2 separate regions of the Homo sapiens genome follow, and region 1 is linked to region 2. The links are chromatin loops, found by intact Hi-C in ENCODE. Cell type or tissue: PC-9. All regions are shown on one strand. Each heading gives the region's core, and the rest is flanking DNA. Links, peaks and the distances in the headings are about the cores only. Region 1 overlaps SIN3A (SIN3 transcription regulator family member A). Region 2 overlaps SIN3A (SIN3 transcription regulator family member A).

Region 1 (5,384 bases), core at 113-5,112, 45 kb before region 2:
CCCCTTTGGTCCCAGCTACTTGGGAGGCTGAGGTAGGAGGTCAAGGCTACAGTGAGCTGATCACACCACTGCACTCCAGCCTGGGCAATAGAGTGAGACCCTGGGTTGGAAAAAAAAAAAAAAAAAAAGTCACTGTTTTGGGGTTTTCTGGATGAAACCTGTTTCCATTAAAAAAAAAAAAAAAAAGCGGGGGGTGGGTGGAGATAGTATTTATTACTGATTCAAAATCATAACCAGATACAGTAAATAATTGTAACTATTGTTTCGAAAACCAACCTCAGAATTATTAAAAGTTAGTTTTATTGGATTTTTTTTTTAAGCTGTGCTGGTGGTATGAAAGACTTCGTTCCTAGCTGAAGCAGCAGCAAGCCTGTAATCAGCAACATAAGCACAGGGTAACTGGAGTCTGTATTTTATATAAATTTCAGGGAAGTTAAGGAAGATTAGTCTGAAAAAGTATGACTATGGGTGACTATGTATCCATCTAATGATTTCTGCCAGTTACCATCCAGACCTCTTATGGGAAGGCCTAACAACTTCTTCAACTTATTGGAAACAACTATCTGACAACTTTCCCCCAGATGTTAAGGTTCATTTATATGAAGGGCTCTTCCTCAATCCTGTGTAGATACTGTGGGAGGAGTACAGAGGCATGCACCCTTCCAAAACCAAGGCAAAAGCATGGGTACTTTGCAAAGAATTCAATATTTTAGCCCAAGAGAACATTAAGCAACAAGCTCTTTCCTTCTACAGTGGCAGTGTGGATTCTAGAATTAGAAATTGCTTTTTACAAGTTTTCACTTAAGTACTTCACCGCCTTTCTGCTGAGCTATTCTATGGAAGAGGGCTGTAGGTAGCCACGGTACCCAGGTGGAACAGCATGATCCTAAAGCCCTACTTCCACAAGGAATCGCAGTGGCCCATGGCCACGTGGTTCAACCAGCCAGCCCAGAAGATCTGCAGATGCAAGCAAAAGTATACCACATTGACCTGCACCCTGCATCTGGACCCATCTGACCCATGGTAAGCTGCCCCACAGTGAGGTACCACACCAAAGTACAAGCTGGCAGGGGCTTCAGCTTAGAAGAGTTAAGGGTGACCAGCATCCACAAGAGGGTGGCATTAGTACACCATGTCCCTGTGGGCCAATGTTCAGCACCTGAAGGAGTTAAGACTCCAAGCTCAACCTCTTCTCCAGGAAGCTCTTAGCCCCCAAGAAGGGAGACAGTTCTGAAAAACTCAAATCAGCCACCCAGCTGACAGGACCAATAATGCCCATATAGTACGTCTATAAGAAGGAGAAAGCTGGAATCATCACTAAGAACTTTAAGGTATTTGCCAGTCTTCACACAGCCCACATCAATTTTCAGCTCTTTGGCATATGGGCAAAAAGGGCCAAGGGAGCCACAGAACAGGATGCTGAAAAGGAAAAATGAAGCCCTGCTGGGGACTTGCAGTCAATCAGCAGTAGAGCTGGGTCTCCAGAAAAAGAAAAAAGCAGTTAACCAACAATCTCTCTGGGAGTTCAGAACTCAAGTCCAAGAAGTAGAAATGTGACTATCTGTTACAAGCTATTTTTTATATCATTGTTGTAAAGAACAACATGTTTACAAGTTCCCAGGGTGCCACAGGAAGAACACACAAAACCAACCAGAAACCTAACTTAGAGGGAACCGCAGATGAGTGAGGTGGGCAGAGTATTATAAAAGATGTTATGTGAACCCTTTCTTATAAAAAGAATTTCAAATATTAAACAATGCAAGTACATAAGAGTTACCAACACCTTGACCAGGCGCAGTGGCTCGTGTCTATAATCCCAGCGCTTTAAGAGGCCAAGACAGGAGGATCACTTGAGACCAGAAGTTCAAGACCAGCCTGGGCAAAACAGTGACACCCTGTCTCTATTTAAGGAAAAAAAAAAAAAACTTACCAACACCTATGGAAGACGCAATGTTCCACACTGTGTGCTTACCCATGGCAGACAAGGTAAGAGATAGACAAGTTGTGCAGGAAGCTGGGGTCAGGACCACTGCACTCTACAGGTGGCCAGCAAGAAAGGATATGGGGTAGGCAGGCTCATACACTGCAACTTTGTTAACATGAGAAATCAGGCATCACATTAACCTCCCCTCCTCTCTTCAGAACCCTACGTTCATAAACACTGTTATATGAAAAAGTTGCCTTTCCTTTTCCTTGCGTGGCCCATCTCTAGGTAAGGATTTCTTCCCTTACTCACCCTAGCCTCCTCCATGCCCTCACCTGTCTGACAATGCTCTGGATCAGTTTGTCCATGGTAAAGGCAATGTAGGCATGAATGGTGAACATCTCTCTCAGTGAATCTTCATACTGTGATGAGTCTATGTTGCCATCCAGCAGGCTCCGCACCATGTCCAGGAAAGCTGGGTAATAATCTTCTACATCAACATCCACTGTGGGAGAGATGGGATTGGTGAGGCCTTACCTTGCTAAGAAAAGACTAGGGATAGAGTACAGGGCAAATCCCACAGCTGGCCTAAATGGCATTTGAAAGTATGAACACTAGGTATTCAAAATATACTCACTCATTCCAATGTAAACAGAGATGAATTCCGACAGGTGACTACAATCACCAGCACTATCAGAGTGACTCTGCAACTTTAACAGTGGCTTCTAATATTCTGACTACCATGCTAGAAAGATACTTCTTTATGGTACTGCTGGGCCACTTTCAGAGAGGAAAATATCCTAGGGAAGCCAGTCCTTCAAAGAGCTGTTGGCTCCCCTGCTGAGAGAGGAACCTACTCTCCCAGCCTGCACAAGAGCATTCCTCACATGGGTCACTTGCTCATAAAGCTATTTCAATGAAGCATAAAGTACAGATGAGGAAAGGCAGACACAGCCATACTCCAGCACTGGGAAACCTCTTGGGAACACAAAAATAGGAGTGCAAATTAAATCCTTTATGAATAATGAAGTAATCTGCATTTGTCAAAGTCCTTTTGTTTAAAAATGGATTCGCTACGTTGTATTTCACAAATTGCATTAAATCATCTGTAGTTGCTGCACATGAATCATTTCAATCACTAGCTAGAATAAATCTCATCAGTTGTTAAAGACATTTGGCAACTAGCAGAGGGCACAAGGAGTATTAAAGAGTGCTGCCTTTAGCTTACTAAAGACCCATTTATATAAAGTTCAAAAATAGACAAATCTAATCTCTAGTGTTAGAAATCAACAAAGTGGAAAAAGGACTGGTTATCAGAGTACTGGTTATGTTTCGTTTCTTGAACATAGGTACGTCTAGTCTGTAAAAATTCACTGAGCTGCACAATTCTGATTTGTATACTTTTCTATATATACATGCCGTACCTTATATGTATTTTTTTGTAGAGATGGGGTCTCACTTATTAACCAGGCTGGTCTCAAACTCCTGGCCTCAAGTGATCCTCCCACATCGGCCTCCCAAAGTGCTGGGATTACAGGTGTAAGCCACTGCACCCGGCCTATACATTGCACTTCAACAAAAAGTTGACTAAAATGAAAAAAGTTACAAAACGAACTATTTGTCACTGACTAATTGGTTACTTGCTAGTTGTGTTTGTGCTGGAGAAAAAAGGCTAGGAGCAAAACCAAGTTGTCTCCATTTATCTGAAGTCTGACGAATTCATTAAAAAACAGGCAAAACAGGACAAATACTGTTTAAAAGAGGCAACTGGCTTGAGTTTCATCACAGACTATCACATTCTTTAGCTCCATAGAATAGGTATAGGCTATAGACTCCAAAATATACCACTGCTATGAAAACTGCTTTTATGCCAGAATAAAGTTTTGAGTCCAAACCACAGATTTGTCCAAACAAGCTGTGGTAAGTGTGAGGGTTGGCATTATCAGACAAGACAACATTATGTAAGCCTCAAACCAGGTTAAGTCAGTGGCCAAGCCAGGAATAGGCCATTTAATTTCTAATTTCTACCCAAGTAGATGGAATCACCACAATGAGATCTAAAATTTATCTCTTTCGAGCTAGGACTAGTCTAGATAAAAGCTTTCAGAATTATTTTTCAGTGTCATTAGCTCCTCAACAGATAGAAAGCTAGGGCCATATCTGGGCTTCCTACATCAGCAACACATAAAAAAAAAAAAAAAGAAGAAGAAGATACACTCCTCAGGTTGGCTATTTCCTTAAGAGCCCAGAAGAAATGCTTCATGAAAAAGCTTTTGGCTCACAGCTCAAGTACCTAATTTATGACGTGAACTGGAAGCAGGCAGCACAAAATTACATAAAGCACATGACAGCGTCCTGAACCCTCACTTACTTTCCTTTTCCTGAGTTCTACATCTTTATCCCTGTCCTGCCTGTTCTCCATGTCTCATATCACCTTTTGAGTTCCAGTCTCCTTTCCATAAACTATTTCTACATATTAAGAATGAGCCATAAACCCCACTGGTTAAACAGAAGTCCTGCTCAAAAATATGAGAAAATTCTGTTTTAAGCACTAGGAATTTATGTTCTGTCATGGATTGAAATTGGCTGTGACAGTTTAGTCTCTATCTGTACTTTGAAACAGATGGCAGTAACCCAGAAATCTGCCATTTGAGAAATTAACTGTGATACCCCCTTCCCAGGTGCGTCCACAGTACCAACCACTGACCAAGTGTCCATGATCTAAGCCCTGCATAGGATACTTTGCACAAAGCAACACCACAAGCAACTAGAGCCTCCATTTTTCAGATAAACAGGTTCAGAGAGTTTAACTACACAGACTCTAATGCCTGTGCTCTATTAATAAAAGAAGCAGTCCCAAGTCTAGGTGGCTCTAAGGTCCTCAACCTCACACATCCTCTGTAAATCAGAGGTCTCGGCACTCACTAGGTTCTTTGAGACGTAGCTGAATGGCAGGGCTGTCACTCTTGTCTCGCTTTATGCCCAGCACTTCCCGTTCCCATTCTCTCTCTCGGTTTTCTTCTTCAATTTGCCGTTCGGCTTGGGAACAAATCCGTAGCAGCCTCAGGCAGAGAATCTGGTGCAGTCGCATAAAAATATACCAGTTGTTGTTGACATAGAAGAGGTTGTATACTTCATCCATTCCTCTTAATTTTTGAGCTGCTGTGTTACTAAACAGTAACTTGGACTTAGGGGGACTGCCCCCAACACCATTGTGCTTCTTAACTGCCCCTGTGGCTTCATCTACATCCATCTCTTCTTCTTCCTCTTCCTCCACATCTGAGAGATCACCTCTTTGGGCAAAGAGCAAATCTGGAATAAAATGATGCATGATTTGTTTTATCTTATATTTGTCCTCCTTCTGAATGCCTGTCTGCCTCTTCACATGGTGGATAATCAGAGCAGCAGCATCTTCCAGTATTTGTTTGTCTTCATACGCAAGTGAGAGGTGTGGGCCAAC
Region 2 (5,384 bases), core at 268-5,267:
AAATAATTTAAAATGTCTTAGCTAGTTATGCTTTCCTATGTTTTTCTAGCATGAAATAGCATGTTTAGCTTAGTATTCAAAAACCTTTTAGACATATTAAGAGGTTGAGTATATAGATTTATGCATGTTATTTGCCACTAATCAACTACGAACACTAAACCTCAGCGTGTTTTGGGATGAGGAACTGAGTCTAATCACAGGTAGAGTAAAATGTCTTTTTAGCTATTTCTTATATACGTTCATGACTTTCAGTGGTTTGGTCTTGGGTTCTGTTGGTTTAAAACTGATGCTTAACTCATCGGAGATTAACCTCTGTAACCAAAAATGAAGTCAATACTTTATTGGCCGGATGCAGTGGCTCACACCTGTAATCCCAGCACTTTGGGAGGCTGAGGCAGGCAGATCACCTAAGGTCGGGAGTTTGGGACCAGCCTGGCCAACATGGTGAAACCCTGTCTCCAGTAAAAATACAAAAATTAGCCAGGTGTGATGGCGCACACCTGTAAAACCTGCTACTTGGGAGGCTGAGGCATGAGAATCGCTAGAATCCAGGAGGCAGAGGTTGCATGAGGGGAGGTCCCACCACTGCACTCCAGCCTGGGCAACAGACTGAGACTCTGTCTCAAAAAAAAAAAAAAAAAAAAATTATAGAAATGTTATGATAGGGCAGCACTGGGTTTAAAAAACAAAAACTTCATAGGCTGGTCACAGTGGCTCACACCCGTAATCCCAGCACTTTGGAAGGCCGAGGTGGGTGGATCACCTGAAGTCAGGAGTTCGAGACCAGCCAGGCCAACATGGTGAAACCCAGTCTCTACTAAAAATACAAAATTAGCTGGGCATGATGGCACGCATCTGTAATCCCAGCTACTTGGGACGCTGAGACGGGAGAATCGCTTGAACCTGGGAGGCGGAGGTTGCAGTGAGCAAATTCGCACCACTGCACCCCAGGCTGGGGGACAGCGCGACTGTCTCAAAAAATAACAACAACAAAAAAAAACTTTATAAATAATAAGCCAAAATCAGATGTGAAGAGCACGGCACGACTATAGAAAAAACACTAGAGTACCTTTTAAGAACTGGATTCTGTTGGATGGGAGAATGTTTGAGGGCAAAAAATAAAAACAAACAAAAAAGAACTGGATTCTACTCCAAACTCTATCTACCATGAAGCTTTCTAATTTTGGCCCTGTTTTCAAACAGGGGCAAAAGGAGGGGATCAGCCTACATTAGTGATTTCCAAATGCTGGTTTATGAACCAGTCTATAAGGAAAAAGAAGATTGTAGTGAGCTTTTCATACATTAAGTATTACAGTACTATGGTTTATTCTGATATCATACTCTATCTTTTGGCTGTTAAAATATCGTTTCTTTTATTAAGTGATTGGGATTTCATATGGTACTTAACTTCATCCACCTCCAGAGTTTGCTTTCCATACCACCTCTACAACACTACAGAGGCTGAACTTTCTCTGAACCATACTTTATTCCTTTAACAATTACCACTCATAGGCCGGGCGTGGTGGCTCACGAGATCAGGAGATCGAGACCATCCTGGCTAACATGGTGAAACCCCGTCTCTACTAAAAATACAAAAAATTAGCCAGGCGTAGTGGCGGGCACCTGTAGTCCTAGCTACTCGGGAGGCTGAGGCAGGAGAATGGCGTGGACCGGGAGGCAGAGCTTGCAGTGAGCCGAGATCATGCCACTGCACTCCAGCCTGGGCGACAGAGCAAGACTCCATCTCAAAAACAACAACAACAAACAAACAAACAAACAATTACCACTCAAAGTTCTATTCCTAACTCTCTCTCAAATAAATTGCTTCCGCTCTAATCATACCTCCTGGTTTCAGGCCCTGATCATCCTTCACAACAACCTTATAAGCAAGGTGTTCTCTAATTTATGAATGAGGAAACTGAAAAACAAAGATTAAGTAAACTGCCCAAGGTTGCACAGCTAGTAAGAGGCAAAGCTGTGATATAAATCCAGGAAATCTGTCTCCAGAGCCTGGCTCTTAACTACTTCACTACCTTACCTCTCACAGAAGAGAAGAAGTGAAGGAAGAATCCCTTTACTTATTTAAGGCACACATGCAGGGAGCAAGTTCAGCTTTTTTTAACCTTTCACACACTTAGCTAACTCATCCTTCTTCAGCCTAAACCTAATAAAGCAGAAATGCTTTAGTAGCATTCATTCATTAAAAGCAAATGTTCAGTGAGTAGATATGAAGTTGGTAGATGATTTCAGCCCTTGCCCTCTAAAACCATATATAGCCTCACTAGTAATAAAAAACGTGTAAAGTAGGCCGGGCGCGGTGGCTCATGCCTGTAATCCCAGCGCTTTGGGAGGCCGAGGCAGGCGGATCACTTGAGGTCAGGAGTTCAAGACCAGACCGGCCAACATGGTGAAACCCTCCCTCTACTAAAAATACAAAAATTAGCCGGGTGTGGTTGTGGGCGCCTGTAATCCCAGCTACTCAGGAGGCTGAGGCACGAGAATCACTTGAACCTGGGAGGTGGAGGTTGCAGTGAGCCGAAATCGCGCCACTGCACTCCAGCCTGGGCAATAGAGTGGAACTGTCTCAAAAAAAAAAAAAATAAAAGGTCAGGCGCCGTGGCTCACACTTGCAATCCTAACACTTTGGTTCGCCGAGGCGAGTGGATCACCTGACGTCGGGAGTTTGAGACCAGCCTGATCAACATGGAGAAACTCTGTCTCTACTAAAAACACAAAATTAGCCGGGCATGGTGGTGCATGCCTGTAATCCCAGCTACTCGAGAGGCTGAGGCAGGAAAATCGCTTGAACCTGGGAGGCAGAGGCTGCAGTGAGCCGAGATCGCGCCACTGCACTCCAGCCTGGGCAACAAGAGCAAAACTCCGCCTCAAGAAAAAAAAAAGTAATTTACTCCAAAGCAATTTAAAAAAAAAAAAGATGACAGTGTGGGTAAGGATACAGGGAAACACTGATGGAGGAGGCTTTAATTGGTACAGCCTATTTAGCTGGCAACTTGTAGGTATTTATTAAAATTTTAAATGTGCATACCCATCCCATGCATATTATGGAAAACTATGTAAGAATCAGATCAAAGTTTATCCACGAGTATAAGAAATGAACTCTAAAACATACTAGATTTTGGAATACTGAAACTATCAATTCCACTTTCAGGCCTGTATCCTACACATCTGCTGAGTATATTTATTGCAGCAAAATATGAAAATCTAAATATCTATCAGCTAAATAAATGTGATCATGCATATTATGGAAAACTATGTAGGAATCAGAAAGATCAGGGTTTATCCACAAGTACAAAGAATGAACTCTAAGACATATTAAGTGAAAACAGCAGGCTAGGCCGGATGCAGTGGCTTACGCTTATAATCCCAGCACTTTGGGAGGCCGAGGCGGGTGGATCACCTGAGTTTGGGAGTTCGAGACCAACCTGACCAACATGGAGAAACCCTGTCTCTACTAAAAACACAAATATTAGCTGGGCGTGGTGGCGCATGCCTGTAATCCCAGTTACTCAGGAGGCTGAGGCAGGAGAATCACTCGAACCCAGGAGGTAGAGGTTGAGGTGAGCCAAGATGGCGCCACTGCACTCCAGCCTGGGCAACAAGAGTGAAACTACGTCTCAAAAAAAAAAAAAAAAAGAAGAAGAAAACAGTAAGCTATAGAATACATACAGCATGATCTCATGTATGTATATATACACATACAAAATGTACTAAAGATTTGTACATTTCATTGTATGTAAAATTTGCATTGAAAGAAAAATGTGCCTGGGCACAGTGATTCATGCCTGTAATCCCAACACTTTGGGAAGCTGAGGCTCAAGGATGGCTTGAGCCCAGGAGCTGGAGACCAGCCTGGGCAACAATGGGATGACCCTGTCTCTACAAAATAAAGAAACAATTAGCTGGAAGTGGTGGCGCACAACTATGGTACTAGCTACTCCAGTGACTGAAGTGGAAGGATCTCTTGACCTCAGAAGTTGAGGCTGCAAGGTTGTAGTGAGCAGTGATAACGTCACTGCACTCCGGCCTGGGCAACAGAGTGAGACTCTGTCTCAAAAAAAAAACAAAAAAAACAAAAAAGAAAAAGACAAAGAAAAAACATGCTAGCCACGCACAATGGCTCACAAAGTGCCTGTAATCCCAGCACTTTGGGAGGCCGAGGCAGGCGGACCTCTTGAGCACAGGAGTTCAAGACCAGCCTGGGCAACATGGCGAGACTCCATCTCTACAAAAAATACAAAATTAGCCATGCATGGTGGCATGTACCTGTAATCCCAGCTATTTAGGAGGCTGACGTGGGAGGATCATGTGAGTCCAGGAGACAGAGGCTGAGGTGAGCTGAGATCTCGCTACTGCACTCGAGCCTGGACAAAAAAGAAAAATGCTATAAACAATATTAAACTCTAGATAATGATAAACATGCTCAAGTGCTTAGATGAAGTATACTAATGTCTGCAATTTATTTTGAAATACATCAAAAAATCAGATTCATTGATGGAGCGATGGATAGATGGACAGGCATATGTTAAACCTAGTAGTAGAAAAATGATAATGGTAAAATCTAGGTAGTGTGTATATGGGTGTTCATTATATTTACTAAAATTCTATCAACTTTGTTGTGTATTTGGAAATTTTCTTGATAAAGTCTTGGAAAAAAACATCCACAGGTTCTGAGGATTAGGAAAAAAAAAAACAGGAAGAAAAGCCAACAATACAAACCAGCTCTTGAGTGGAAAAAATAAGTACTATAAATTGGGAAAGGGATACAGACAGGTACACTTGGGAAGACTCTATAAAGGTAAATATTCAGCTACATCTTGAAAATTAGAGATGAATTAGAACACAGGGGTATAGAGCATGAAATTAAAATAGTAAGTTTAGACTTGCAGGCAATAGTTATTTACAATCTTTGCCAAGTCATTCATCCCACAAATAATTAGCAAGTGCTTAAGACATGCCTGGCCCTGTGCGGAGGGTTAGAAGTCCAGCACTGAGCCAGAGATTTCCTCCCCGACAACAGCCAAGTCTTCCATGTATGACTGCTATCAGCTGATGTCCTCCTCGCAACAATCCTGTCAGATAGGCAGTCCCAGAACCCTTTTTTTTTTTTTGCAATAGCATACCATTATGTCCACCAGGCTGGAGTGCAGCAGGGCTATCACGGCTCACCGCATCCCCAACCTCCTGGGCTCAAGTAATCCTCCCACCTCAGCCTCCCAAGTAGCTGGGACATAGGCAGCGCCACCATATCTAACTTTTGTATTTTTTGTAGAGACAGGGTCTCGATATGCTGCCCAGGCTGGTCTCCAACTCCTGGCCTCAAACAATCCTCCTGTCTTGGCCTCCCAAAGTGCTGAGATTATAGG

Evidence for each region. Peaks named below come from ENCODE experiments on the same cell type or tissue, not always from the same donor. Only the 100,000 strongest peaks of a DNase experiment are listed, where the experiment ranks them.
Region 1: a loop joins it to region 2, with 2.7 times the contacts of the local background. A loop is called at or near these places in 6 of 110 quality-filtered maps.

What each region holds. Positions count from the first base shown.
Region 1 is chr15:75,387,393-75,392,776 of GRCh38, forward strand. It overlaps SIN3A (SIN3 transcription regulator family member A), which reads right to left. Exons shown (of 21, transcript NM_001145358.2): 15 at 4,850-5,384; 16 at 2,260-2,429. It also overlaps the pseudogene RPL13P4. Among named protein-coding and RNA genes, the nearest start is that of MAN2C1, 21 kb to the left of the region's middle. In PC-9, for the core only: no CTCF peak of the experiment used is centred there; a DNase peak (open chromatin) is centred at 2,719; H3K27ac peaks cover 3,477 bases.
Region 2 is chr15:75,432,062-75,437,445 of GRCh38, forward strand. The region is part of intron 1 of SIN3A (SIN3 transcription regulator family member A); the gene reads right to left. Among named protein-coding and RNA genes, the nearest start is that of SIN3A, 17 kb to the right of the region's middle. In PC-9, for the core only: no CTCF peak of the experiment used is centred there; no DNase peak of the experiment used is centred there.